3 separate regions of the Homo sapiens genome follow, and regions 2 and 3 are each linked to region 1. The links are chromatin contacts, found by Hi-C or POLR2A ChIA-PET in ENCODE. All regions are on one chromosome and are shown on one strand. Each heading gives the region's core, a stretch centred on a gene start or an enhancer-like site at or near the end of the contact. The rest is flanking DNA. Distances are from core to core; before and after follow the strand shown. Region 1 holds the start of ABCA5 (ATP binding cassette subfamily A member 5). Region 2 holds the start of WIPI1 (WD repeat domain, phosphoinositide interacting 1). Region 3 overlaps WIPI1 (WD repeat domain, phosphoinositide interacting 1).

Region 1 (3,756 bases), core at 719-3,218:
CATTACAAGGATAAGAAATGTAAGAAATAAATGCCTAGAATAGTAGTAGAAATGAGTAGACTTCTGAAGTTAAGGCAGGTTAAGGCTACTAGTGAGAAGTGTTGGGGTGAAAGTATGGTTCAGTAACATGTTAACCAAGTTTATCTTTCATGTATATTTCTTTACTTGGCCCCAAATCCTAGGCCATTGAGAATTTGTAACTAAAATGTTCTAGATGTTTCCAAAAGAGACAGAATATATCAGGGATAGTTTTCATTACATGCCTTCTTTAGTTTCCTGGTGTAGTTTTTTGAATATACTTATCTCCCTTTCCCCCATCCCCATTGCTAGATCTTTTAATCCAGGGGTCCCCAATCCCCAGGCCAGAGACTGCTACCGGGATCTGTGGCCTGCGAGGAACCAAGCAGCACAGCAGGAGGTGAGCGGAGGGCAAGTGAGTGCAGCTTTATCTGTATTTACAGGGGCCCCCCATGGCTGGCATTAGGGCCTGAACTCCGTTTCCTGTCAGATCAGCAGTGGCATTAGATTGTGATAGGAGCGAGAACCCTATTGTGAACTGCGCATGTGAGGGATTTAGGTTGCGTGCTCCTTATGAGAATCTAATGCCTGATGATCTGTCACTGTCTCCCATCACCCCCAGATGAGACTGTCTAGTTGCAAGAAAACAAGCTCATGGCTCCCACTGATTCTACATTATGGTGAGTTGTATAATTATTTCATTACATATTACAGTGTAGTAACAGTAGAAATAAAGTGCACAGTAAATATAATGTGCTTGAATCATCCCCAAACCATCCTCCCTCCCCCAGAAAAAACTGTCTTCCATGAAACTGGTCCCTGGTGCCCAAAAGGTTGGGGACCGCTGTTTTAATCATCAAGGATTCTGACGAACCTCTTTGAATTTTCTATTTAATTCATATTCCATAAGTAAAACTTGATTCCTTGTTTGTTTGTTTTTCCCCTAAGAATTTAGAAAGCAGAGTGCATGTTGGGGAGACCTGGTTTAAATTCGAGAAGCAGATAACACAAAGACAAGTAAAAAAAAAAAACATGATGTACACAGGATTGACAGAATAAAAAAAAAGTCTTTGTGCAAGGGAATGTGACTATACAGAAATGTGGAGAGGAAAATACGTAATGTTAGTGTTAATAACTTTTGACCCCATTTAGGTCACTTTGAGTAATGAAGCTCAAAACACTAGATTATATTTTTAGCAAAGTAAGTGCAGTATCCAGTCTCTCACAGATGTCATGTGTCTCAGGCCGTTTGGAAAATTCAGCATCTGCCGCATTCCCAGTCTTTGATGAGGACACTCCGCGAACTACAAGCACCCTCAGTGGGAGGACCTCCCAGGTCGGGGTGTGAGGGCCAATGAGGAGGCTGGGGAGGGGAGGCAAGAGTTACGGAAACGGGGCCACAGCACTCCAGATGCCGCGGCGGGAGGAAGCGGGGCTGCAGAGGACTCAAAACGCGTTCAGAGAGGCCCATCCAAATGCCAGGAGACAGACGGCAAGGATGCTTAAGAGGAGACGTGACTGGGCGAGGCAGATGAGGAGAGGGCCGTGGGCCAAGGTCACCCGCTAAGAGGCGGCAGGTTTACCACTGAGACACGAGGCCGTGGTTTTTGCCCGTGCCTCCAGAAAGAGCGTGGCGAGATCCCCGCAGAACCCAGGCGTGGGAGGCCCTGGGGAAGAGCCACGAGGCCCGACTCTAGTGGCTCAGGGGCCCTGGGCAGCGGCGCGCCACCGCTCGCCCCACCCTCAGCCGCTCTCCTCTTCCGGGCGCGCTGCTTGCCTGCGTGCGCCGGGACGCGCGGGGCCGAGCGTCTGAAGCGCGCCCGTACGCGGAGCGGCGCTTTCTAGGAGCCCCGCCCTCAGGTGCGCTCTGCAGGAGGCGGGGCGCGACTTCGGCGCCGCCAGCTCTGCCTGCGCCAGGAGCGCGCGGGTGCGCGCGGCCGCGCCCTCGCACAGATCCCAGCTGGGTCACCCGCACTGAGTCAACAGACTGAGCGCGTCCAGGCCTGACAGCTCTGCGGCTCGGGCCCTGAGGTGAGGCGGGCGTCGCGGGCGGCGGCGGCGCTTGAGGCTAGCCTGGGACAGCCGTCCCTGGGGGAGTTGAGGGGACGAGGAGGGGCTGGCCAGCGAGGGACGGCGGGGAGAGAAGGGGAGTTCGGCGTCTGAGGTGTGGGGTGAAGCGGGCTCGGAAGCGGGCAGAGGCGGCGAGCTGAGGGAAACAGACCTCCCTCAGCTCCCGGGAAGCGCGGGTTGCCAGCCTCGGGGATGCGGTGGGAGCGCCCAGGATGCGGACGTGAGGGGGTCGGGGCCCTGCGGCGGGGGCTCCGCGAGGCTCCCCTGGGACCGGGTCCGGCCGTGGGACTTCGGGACACTGCCTTTGCCTGGACGCTGTCGTTCCACCCTCAGCAACCTCAGGGAAAGAAGGAAAACAAATATTGATGTAAATTTCCGTCTGAACAGCTGGGTAATGAGCGCTTGCTCTTCCCTGCGAGGTTACGCGCGGATCATTACCTTGCGTGTTAAAAGGAGTTTCAGTGAGAAGAAAATGCGCAGATCTCATGACACAGTTTGGGAGGGAAATTCCCTGATCCTAAAACACGAATAGGAGCTCCAGGCATGGAAATACTTAATTGGATCGGAAAGCTGGGCAGGCTGGAGCTATTAAGCTGAAGGAGGTTTTCCCCTGGGCTCCTCAGGCTTCGATTTACGTTTTAAATAAATAAGTCCGAAAATAATGAAGATAATAACCACGTTTACTTTCTACAAGGGCGTTCTGAAGGAATCTAAGGGAAGAGGAGTATTTGCTGGACTACAGCTTTAAGCCAGGCTCGGTATTAGCTCTTTTCATTCTGACAGCAACCCTGTAGGATTGGAGGGGGTTATTCCAGTTGGGCAGGTGTGGAGAATGGGCCTCAAAGAGGTTAAGTAACTTATTAAGGTCTCAGCTAGTAAAAGGATGGAGTTGAGATTCCAACCCGGGCTGCCAGACCCTAATTCTGGTGCTTTATTTAGTATATTTTGTGTTTGCCGGGAGAGCAATATTGTATGTGTTTTAGGGAAGACTCCATAGTAGGGAACATTATTAGGGCAGTTAGGGCTTTGTGGGTATTTGTGTTAAAATCAAACTAAAGAGGCGTTAATCTTTGCATATGTGCTGTTTGAGTATATTTCCTTTCAAACAGATTTAGTGTAGGGAAATCTTACATTCACTATAAGAGCAAATTTATTAGTACATTCCATGTGTATTGCATGTCTTTTATTTTTAAAGAGACAGCGTCTCGGGCTAGAGTGCAGTGGTGCGATCAAAGTTCACTGCAGCCTTGAACGTCTGGACTCTAGGGACCCTGCTGAATAGCTGGGGCTACAGGCGTGTGTCACTGCGCCCAGGTAATTTTTTATTTGTTTTTCAGAGACGAAGTCTTGCTATATTGCCCAGGCTGGTTTGTTGCATGTCTTTTACATTCCAGATACCATACTATGTGCCAAGAGTACCGATATGAATACAATTTATAATCTCTGTCCTTGAGTTTAGTTGAGAGGGTGATTGCATAAAAGAATTTTATGATATTGTACTAAGTCATAACTTTTCTAGTATGTAAATTAGTTGGATTAAAAATAGTTTTAAGGGCAAGCTTTTAAGGACCTATTATGCATAAGAAAATTTATTGGATGACTTGTCCTCTGTGTACCATTGCATTGTTATTTTCTCCCTCAGCAAGAAACACTGTGATAAAATTTAGG
Region 2 (3,808 bases), core at 944-3,443, 870 kb after region 1:
GTTCACATTTGGGGCTCATTTTATCTACTGGACAGCAATGCCTGAAAACAACTCTATGATTTGGTCTAATTTTCTGGCCTTGTTTTCATCACTTTAGCCTAGTCTCTCCTGTCCCTTTACTTCCAGAATTTCACATTAGTCCCCTAAAGACTTCTAGATCTTTTCCCACTTCTAATTTGTTCTGCACACCCTGGCCAAGTTTATCTGACAAAGACACTGCTTTTTTATCATGAAACACTCCTGCTCAAAAACTAACACCAGCTCCCAGGTCTATCCCATAAAGTCCAAACTCTTAATAACAAACTGATAATAACAGCTTACACTTTAAAAACTTTATGGTACACTTCATGTAATTCTCCAAACAACGTAGCACCTAGCATGCCAGATTCTAGGTTTTCTAACCAGGACAGAAATGACTGCAGCATTTGACAGAGCTGGAAGGTGGGGGGAAGCACCTTTGATCTGAAAGGTTACAAAAATGGCACAAAGTATCTAAACAGCAGTTCCATTCACTTCTGATAGTTTATACAACACCTCACAATCAGCCAAAGAGCAATAACATCTGTGAATCTATGAGCTGAACTATTTTTTACATCAGTGGAGAGAAAAAAATAATAAAGTTGAGAAAAGAAACTGTTACATTTGCATCTCAGAAAACACAAACCGGAAATCCAACCAGAAAGGTTTAGGTGAAATAGTGCCCTTTGTTCATCTATTGTAGGTCCAAGGTTAAATATATATATATATACACATACATAAAAGTAGCTTTGTCATAAACTGGGTATTAAAAGTGGGAAATGGGGAAAACCGCAATTACTTTTGCACCAACCTAATAAATTTGAATTATGCTGATTTGAGAGACTGTCATATAACAATAACTAAAATATCATCTCAAAATTTGAAAAAATGAATTAAAAATCCATCAGCAGTTATACAATCCAAAGCTGGCAGAGCTCCTGCTTCATAAACCGTATTGACAGTAATTCCGCATGGGAACATGTACAGTACTCAGCTTTTAAAAAGAGATTCTTTGTTAAGGTTTATCTCGAATTACGTGAGTTTTGAATTGTGCTATATCTTCAAGACGTTACCCCTTTCATAAACTACACTGCCCTACACACACTTTCATTTTTTTCAGCTGCGGATCGGATAGGTCTTGTTTAGATACTTTGTGCCATTTTTGTAACTTTTCAGATCAAAGGTGCTTCCCCCCACCTTCCAGCTCCGTCAAATGCTGCAGTCATTTCTGTCCTGGTTAGAAAACCTAGAATCTCGCATGCTAGGTGCTACGTTGTTTTTGCAAATTACTGTTTAGCAGTTATTTAGTGCACAGGTCTTGAAAGCAGACATGCAGACATTCTACCATTTACTGTTACTTTAGACAAATTGTTTAGCTTTGGAGCTTCAGTTGCCTCTTCTGTATATTGAGCACAATCGTATTTTCCACACAAGTTTTATAAGAATTCAAGATGACATACATAGTACGGCGCGCTTGGCAAGTAGTGAGGGTTCTCAACCGCTCGGCAATGGATAAGATAACTTGCTATCTCTCTGGCTGAGGCAGCCCCATTTCAGGAGCTTCTCTCAATGCGGCTTGAGGACTCGACAAAAGGGTGGGGCTTTGGAGTCTAACGCTCTCTGCTAAACTCTGTAAGTTTAATAGGCAGAGTTACACATGGCAAGGGGTCTGGGCGGGGTGGGAACTAGCGCGTCCTCCTGTCACCCTTGCGGCGGCCCCGACGCAGTTGCCGGACTGAAACCAGCAGATCTGGCCCCAGCCGCATTCCTTCTTCCCTCTCCCTCCCAGCTGGGCGGCTCCGGCAATGAAAACACCGCCACGTGGGCCTGCTGCCTTTGCGTCACGCGCCTTTGTCCAATGGAGAGCCGCGTTACGAAGCCAGGGGCGGGTCGCCAGCCGGGCGGGTCCGCCCACAGCTGCCACGGATTGGCCAAGGGGGGCGGTGCCCGCCAGCCGTGGCTTGGGCTCGTGGCCAATGGTGGCCGGAGGCAGGGGCCCCGCCCTATCAGGTGCTCTGGTCCTCGGGACCAGCTGGAGGGGCGAGAAGGGGCGGGGCGAAGCCGGGGACGCGGCGGGGACGGGGCGGGGTAGGGGCGGGGTGGGGACGGGGCGGGGTAGGGGCGGGGTGGGGACGGGGCGGGGTAGGGGCGGGGCAGGACCGGCGACCCGGCCCGTGGAGCCGGCGCGGGCGGGCTGCTGAGGTGGCTGTCGCCGGCTCCGAGCTGCGGCTTCCCGGGCCGAGCCCCCGATGGAGGCCGAGGCCGCGGACGCTCCCCCGGGCGGGGTTGAGTCGGCGCTCAGCTGCTTCTCTTTCAACCAGGACTGCACGTAAGCTGCGACTCGGCCCCTGCCAGGGAGGTGGGGGACAGAGTGTCAGGACCCAGGGGTGTCGTCCTGAGAGCAGCTTGTGGCTTCCGCCTCGAGGCGGCCTCGGCGGGAGGGCCGGTGTCTGCTTCGGACGCATTGGGATCTTGTTATCCCCGTACCCCTTCAGTGGGGTTTGCCGCACCCCCCACCCCACCCCACTCCCAGTGTCCTCCCAGAGCGACAAGGTTGGGCCAAGGGTGAAAGCAGGGAGTTCGCAAAGGGAGTGGTGGGGCTGCGGGGGCCACGGAATATGGGGGGAGCAGGGCGGTGGGAAAGCCAGTGACCAAAGTGGGTGTCTGGGGAAGAGAGACAGTGGCCAAAAGAAAGAGATGAGAAAGGAGAGGAAGTTGCAAGTTGACCCAGGACTCTGTAGTTGGGGCCCAGGAAGATGAGAGTACAGGAAAAACTTTCCCATTTGTCCTTGAGCATCTCAACGTGGCATCTGGGCAGGGCCTCGGACAAAGAGGCAGCCTATCCCTGCGGCCAGGCCAGCCCCTGTCCCATCCCCGACGCAGGGCATCGTGCCTGCCCGCTCTGGATGGAAGAAACCTTTGGATTTCTTTGGCTGTTTTCACATCGCCCACCCAGCCAGGCAGGATCTCCTTCTCGGAGTCCAAGACTCTTTTCCCGGGCGCAGACTGCTTTCTCTCCAGGAAACAGGAGCTCCACCCTGTTGTTTTTGAGTGGATTTTTAATGTTTTACTTCGATGTTCACATTTGGGCTTTGAGAGGGAGCTGGGCTGAAGTGTGTTTCAGGCATCTGCAGGATTCTGTGACTTACAGGCAAACGCCTGTTTCTTTCCCTATTTTCATGGAAGCGAGCCCTGGGGACCATATGGAATCATCTTTTTGGAATGTGCACCCTGAGCATCAGGCGGGGATGACCGATTCCCAGTTTCCCACTTCCTGCTGTACCAGTTTCTGTGCCTTGGCTGCTGGTGACTGAGCTACGCTAATATTGATCCTTCAGTGGTGTAATTAAGGCCATTATGTACCATTAGCCACCCTGGCTTCCATTCCCTTTATGTTTCTGTTTAAAAACACCCGGTGCTGAACAATATGCCTTTGTTTGAAAAACCCATATGTGTAATCATGTAATCGAGTAGCTCTACAGCTTGGTTATTTGAGTGACTTTCAAGTTTTTCTTGACCACAATCCACAATACGAAATATGTATTGCAACATCACCCAATACCCATAACACATACACTATTCACAAAATATCATGTGCAATTTTCTGTGTCCTTTTTTTCTAAGCTGCTTGTGACTCACTGAATTGCGTTTTAGGATCCACTCATGAGTTGAGACCTGCAGTTTATAAAAATGCTGGTATAGATAAAATCCTGATGTTCTGTAAGAAACATTTTGCAAGAGGGCATGGCTGTTGAAATGCCTGGGTGATGTTTTCCTTCCCAATTGAACA
Region 3 (3,523 bases), core at 23-2,522, 890 kb after region 1:
AAAAACAGCTTATGTTGGTTCAGTGGTTTGATGGGCTGTTTACTCTTCCGGAATATTATTGAAGCATCTTAAATCCAAAATGTCCTCTTTATTTAGTTTGTCTCAATGTCTAGGCACACCATCTTGACTGCAGACGCAGACCTCAAATAAACTTCCTCCTCGGGAGGTACCCATTTCCCTTATCAAGGCAGGGCATTTGGCTCAGAAATTGCTCGGTTTCTTTTTTTTTTTTTCTTAAGACAGAACCTCACTCTCACCCAGGCTGGAGTGCAGTGGCACTATCTTCACTCACTGCAGCCTCCACCTCCAGGTTTAAGCAATTCTCCTGCCTCAGCCTCCCGAGTAGCTGGGACTACAGGCACATGCAACCACACCTGACTAATTTTTGTATTTTTAATAGAGACAGGGTTTCACTATGTTGGCCAGCCCGATCTCGAACTCCTGACCTCAGGTGACCCACCTGCCTCGGCCTGCCAAAGTGCTGGGATCACAGGTGTGGGCCACCTTGCCTGGCCTGAAATTTCTCAGTTTCTAAATAGGTTCTTGGCAGCTCCTCTTCTCCAACTTGAAGTTACTGGCCAACAGTATATAATCATCTGCAGAAAGACCAATATGTACTGACTTTTCACTATAGGAAGATTTATTTCAGTTTTGAGGAAATCTCTTGTAACCCTAGAGGATAATGGAATTGGAAGAAAAGTAGATGCTGTTTCAGAGTCCTGGGGTAAAATGTAAAAATGAGCAATATATACACACACACACACACACACATATATATATATTTTTTTTTTTTTGAGACGGGGTCTCACTCTGTAGCCCAGGCTGGAGTGCAGTGGCACGATCTCCACTCACTGCAACCTTTGCCTCCTGGGTTCAAGCGATTCTCCTGCCTCAGCCTCCCAAGTAGCTGGGACTATAGGCACGCACCACCATGCCCAGCTATTTGTATTTTTAGTAGAGATGGGGTTTCACCATGTTGGCCAGGCTTGTCTGGAACTCCTGACCTCAAGTGATCCGCCCGCCTCAAAGTGCTGGAATTACAGGCATGAGCCACTGTGCCCGGCAAGTCTCATTGTTTCACTGTAGCAAGGACGCAGCCAGTGTTAAATCAGGAGGTCTTCCCCTGTGAAGTTGCTTTATTGGAAGCCTTAATCAGAAGAATCATCAGCGGAAAGCAGTTGTCTGCAAAGCCATTCCTCCCCTTGCCAGTAGGTGGCACTGTAGCTGTACTGTTTTCAGATGCCCTCTCCAGCCGTGCAATCTCTCCCTTGGCCCCAGGCTTCTCATGTTCTGTTTCTTCTTTGCCAGGTCTATGTGCTCTCTCTATCAACCATTCCAATTCTTACCTGGCCTATCCTGGAAGCCTGACTTCAGGGGAGATTGTGCTTTATGATGGAAACTCCCTGGTAAGTTGACGGTGACCTGGCTGAGCCAACCCACCTGCCTTGGCTGTGTGGTCATGGAAGGAGATAGATAAGGACGCCCTGCCGTCGGGGGCTGGAGGCGGTGGGAGTAAGCAATACTGGGGAGTTGTTCAAGAGAAGGTGATACTATTTCCCCTCGGGCTTGCTGTGAGTCAACCTCACCATAAGCCAGCTGGCCAGGCCAAGTTAGACATCTGCAGCATAATGAAAACCACTTGCCAGCAGGGGGCCAGTTGTCTCCCTGAATGTGTCACCCTGTCCCATGCCACAGCCTGAGACAGTGTGCAGGTGTTTCATATTCCCTGCCCTCTGGTCTCTGAGGCATCCCTGAGCGGGACAAGATTGCTGTGGGAAGTTGCCTAAAGATGCGTGCAGGGCGCGCCTGCGACGGCATCACACTGCATCAGGTGCTCCGTTCGTGGCCACCTTCCCAAGGGCAGGAAAAGGGATGGAAATGGAGTGGCCCTTGAAGCCAAATCTTGATTCACCAGAAAATGACACACAGCTTACATGCAGATGGCCTGGGGGACAGAGGAAGAGACAGGGAGCTGGACAAAGGAGGGAGAAAGGAGAAAAGAGGAAGGGGAGGGAGGTGAAATCCATCTTCCCTCCTCCGCAGCATCTGTATCCATTTTTCCTTTTCACCAACAGAAAACAGTCTGCACTATTGCTGCCCATGAGGGAACACTAGCTGCCATCACCTTCAATGCCTCAGGCTCCAAACTAGCAAGTGCGTCTGAAAAAGTGAGTCCACTCCCACCAACACCTCTGTCTGGGTTTCGCTGGATGGCTCCTGCCGTGCGCAGGGATGGGATTGAACAAACCTGGTGACATGAAGACTGACTGGTCTCTGGGCCCACTCAGAATTTGTTTCAGAGGGAGAATTTCTGGCCTCTGCATGTGTGGTATATTCATGCATTTGTTAATTCAATAGGCCAGGGGCCTGCAATATGCAAGATACAAGACACTTTGCATGAAAACTCGTGGTCTTATGAAGAAATGTACGTGTACATCAGCCGTAGAGACGGACAAATGCTACACCTTATAAACACAGTACAGTGCAAACCAAATGCTTTACTTTGCTATTTAGAGAAATTGATGTCTTCTGCCTGGAATAATCAGAGAAAGTGATCCAATTGAATTTTTTTTTTTTTTTTGAGGTGGAGTCTAGCTCTGTCGCCCAGGCTGGAGTGCAATGGCGCAATCTCGGCTCACTGCAACCTCCGCCTCCCAGGTTTAAGTGATTCTCCTGCCTCAGCCTCCCGAGTAGCTGAGATTACAGGCACATGCTGCCACGCCTGGCTAATTTTTTGTATTTTAGTGGAGACGGGGTTTCACTTCACTGTGTTGCCCAGGCTGGTCTTGAATTCCTGAGCTCAGGCAATCCACCCGCCTTGGCCTCCCAAAGTGCTAGGATTACAGGCGTGAGCCACCACACCCGGCCTCAAATTGAAATTCTAAGAAACCAGAGCAGTTGGGTGAACACACACATGCACACACACATACACGCAGAGCCTTGGGCACAGGTGGAAGGGAAAAGGTAGACAGAGGGTGTTTATAACATTTTCCAAGAATTGTTGATATGGCACATAAATAAACATGCCTCTATGCTCAACGTGGTGTTCTTCCTCCTCAGAGACAGATGTTCAAAACCAATAAAACAAACTCCTCTCTAAAGGGACATCTCTGTGTAAAGCCACTAATGGTTATGAAATGTCCACCTGCTTTCTTTTCCAGGGCACAGTCATCCGGGTGTTCTCTGTCCCTGATGGGCAAAAGCTCTATGAGTTCCGGAGAGGGATGAAAAGGTCTGTGTTCAATGTCAAACCCATTTTAAAGTCCCCGCAGAAGTCCCGCAGGGACCGCTGGCAGCTGTCTAGGGAGAGGACAGAGAGTGGCTCTGTGCCCTCCACTCACCTGGAGGAAGTGTAACTACTCTCCCAGGTAATTGACTCCCAGGCTTTACTTAGGGCTCAGCAAAACTGAAAGCCGAGATGCTGTTTTAACACAGTTCAGCCGTGAGAGTCCCTTTTTGATGTGTGTGTGGGCGGCCGGCACAGGAGAAATGAGAGAGCCAGGGAGTCACAATCCAAAAATAA

Evidence for each region. A loop is a pair of places that touch in the nucleus more often than their neighbours do. ChIA-PET counts read pairs that join two places held with the same protein, here RNA polymerase II (POLR2A). Pooled maps may share reads with other maps.
Region 2: a pooled map shows a loop between it and region 1 (11-fold over the local background). The contact joins the promoter of WIPI1 here to the promoter of ABCA5 in region 1. A Hi-C loop is called at or near these places in 1 of 37 single-sample maps with no recorded cell type and 8 of 50 pooled maps. POLR2A ChIA-PET finds 5 or more read pairs at or near these places in 2 of 52 experiments (GM12878 and OCI-LY7).
Region 3: a pooled map shows a loop between it and region 1 (2.8-fold over the local background). The contact joins the enhancer-like site here to the promoter of ABCA5 in region 1. A Hi-C loop is called at or near these places in 1 of 50 pooled maps. POLR2A ChIA-PET finds 5 or more read pairs at or near these places in 3 of 52 experiments (B cell, GM12878 and activated B cell).

Annotation. Positions count from the first base shown.
Region 1 is chr17:69,325,345-69,329,100 of GRCh38, reverse strand. ABCA5 (ATP binding cassette subfamily A member 5) reads left to right here and starts at 1,968. Exons shown (of 39, transcript NM_172232.4): 1 at 1,968-2,049. RefSeq lists an enhancer at 1,462-1,601 and silencers at 1,682-2,061, 2,192-2,281.
Region 2 is chr17:68,455,881-68,459,688 of GRCh38, reverse strand. WIPI1 (WD repeat domain, phosphoinositide interacting 1) reads left to right here and starts at 2,193. Exons shown (of 13, transcript NM_017983.7): 1 at 2,193-2,347. The coding sequence starts at 2,268. It also overlaps a transcript of PRKAR1A not described here. RefSeq lists silencers at 1,751-2,037, 1,774-2,453.
Region 3 is chr17:68,434,265-68,437,787 of GRCh38, reverse strand. WIPI1 (WD repeat domain, phosphoinositide interacting 1) reads left to right here. Exons shown (of 13, transcript NM_017983.7): 5 at 1,309-1,406; 6 at 2,076-2,168; 7 at 3,162-3,232. It also overlaps a transcript of ARSG not described here and a transcript of PRKAR1A not described here. Among named protein-coding and RNA genes, the nearest start is that of MIR635, 11 kb to the right of the region's middle. RefSeq lists an enhancer at 1,248-1,748. Within about 2 kb of position 1,272, at least 19 of the 41 ENCODE cell types and tissues checked have a DNase peak (open chromatin) inside an H3K27ac peak, as active enhancers do; they include B cell, where a contact is called at or near this core.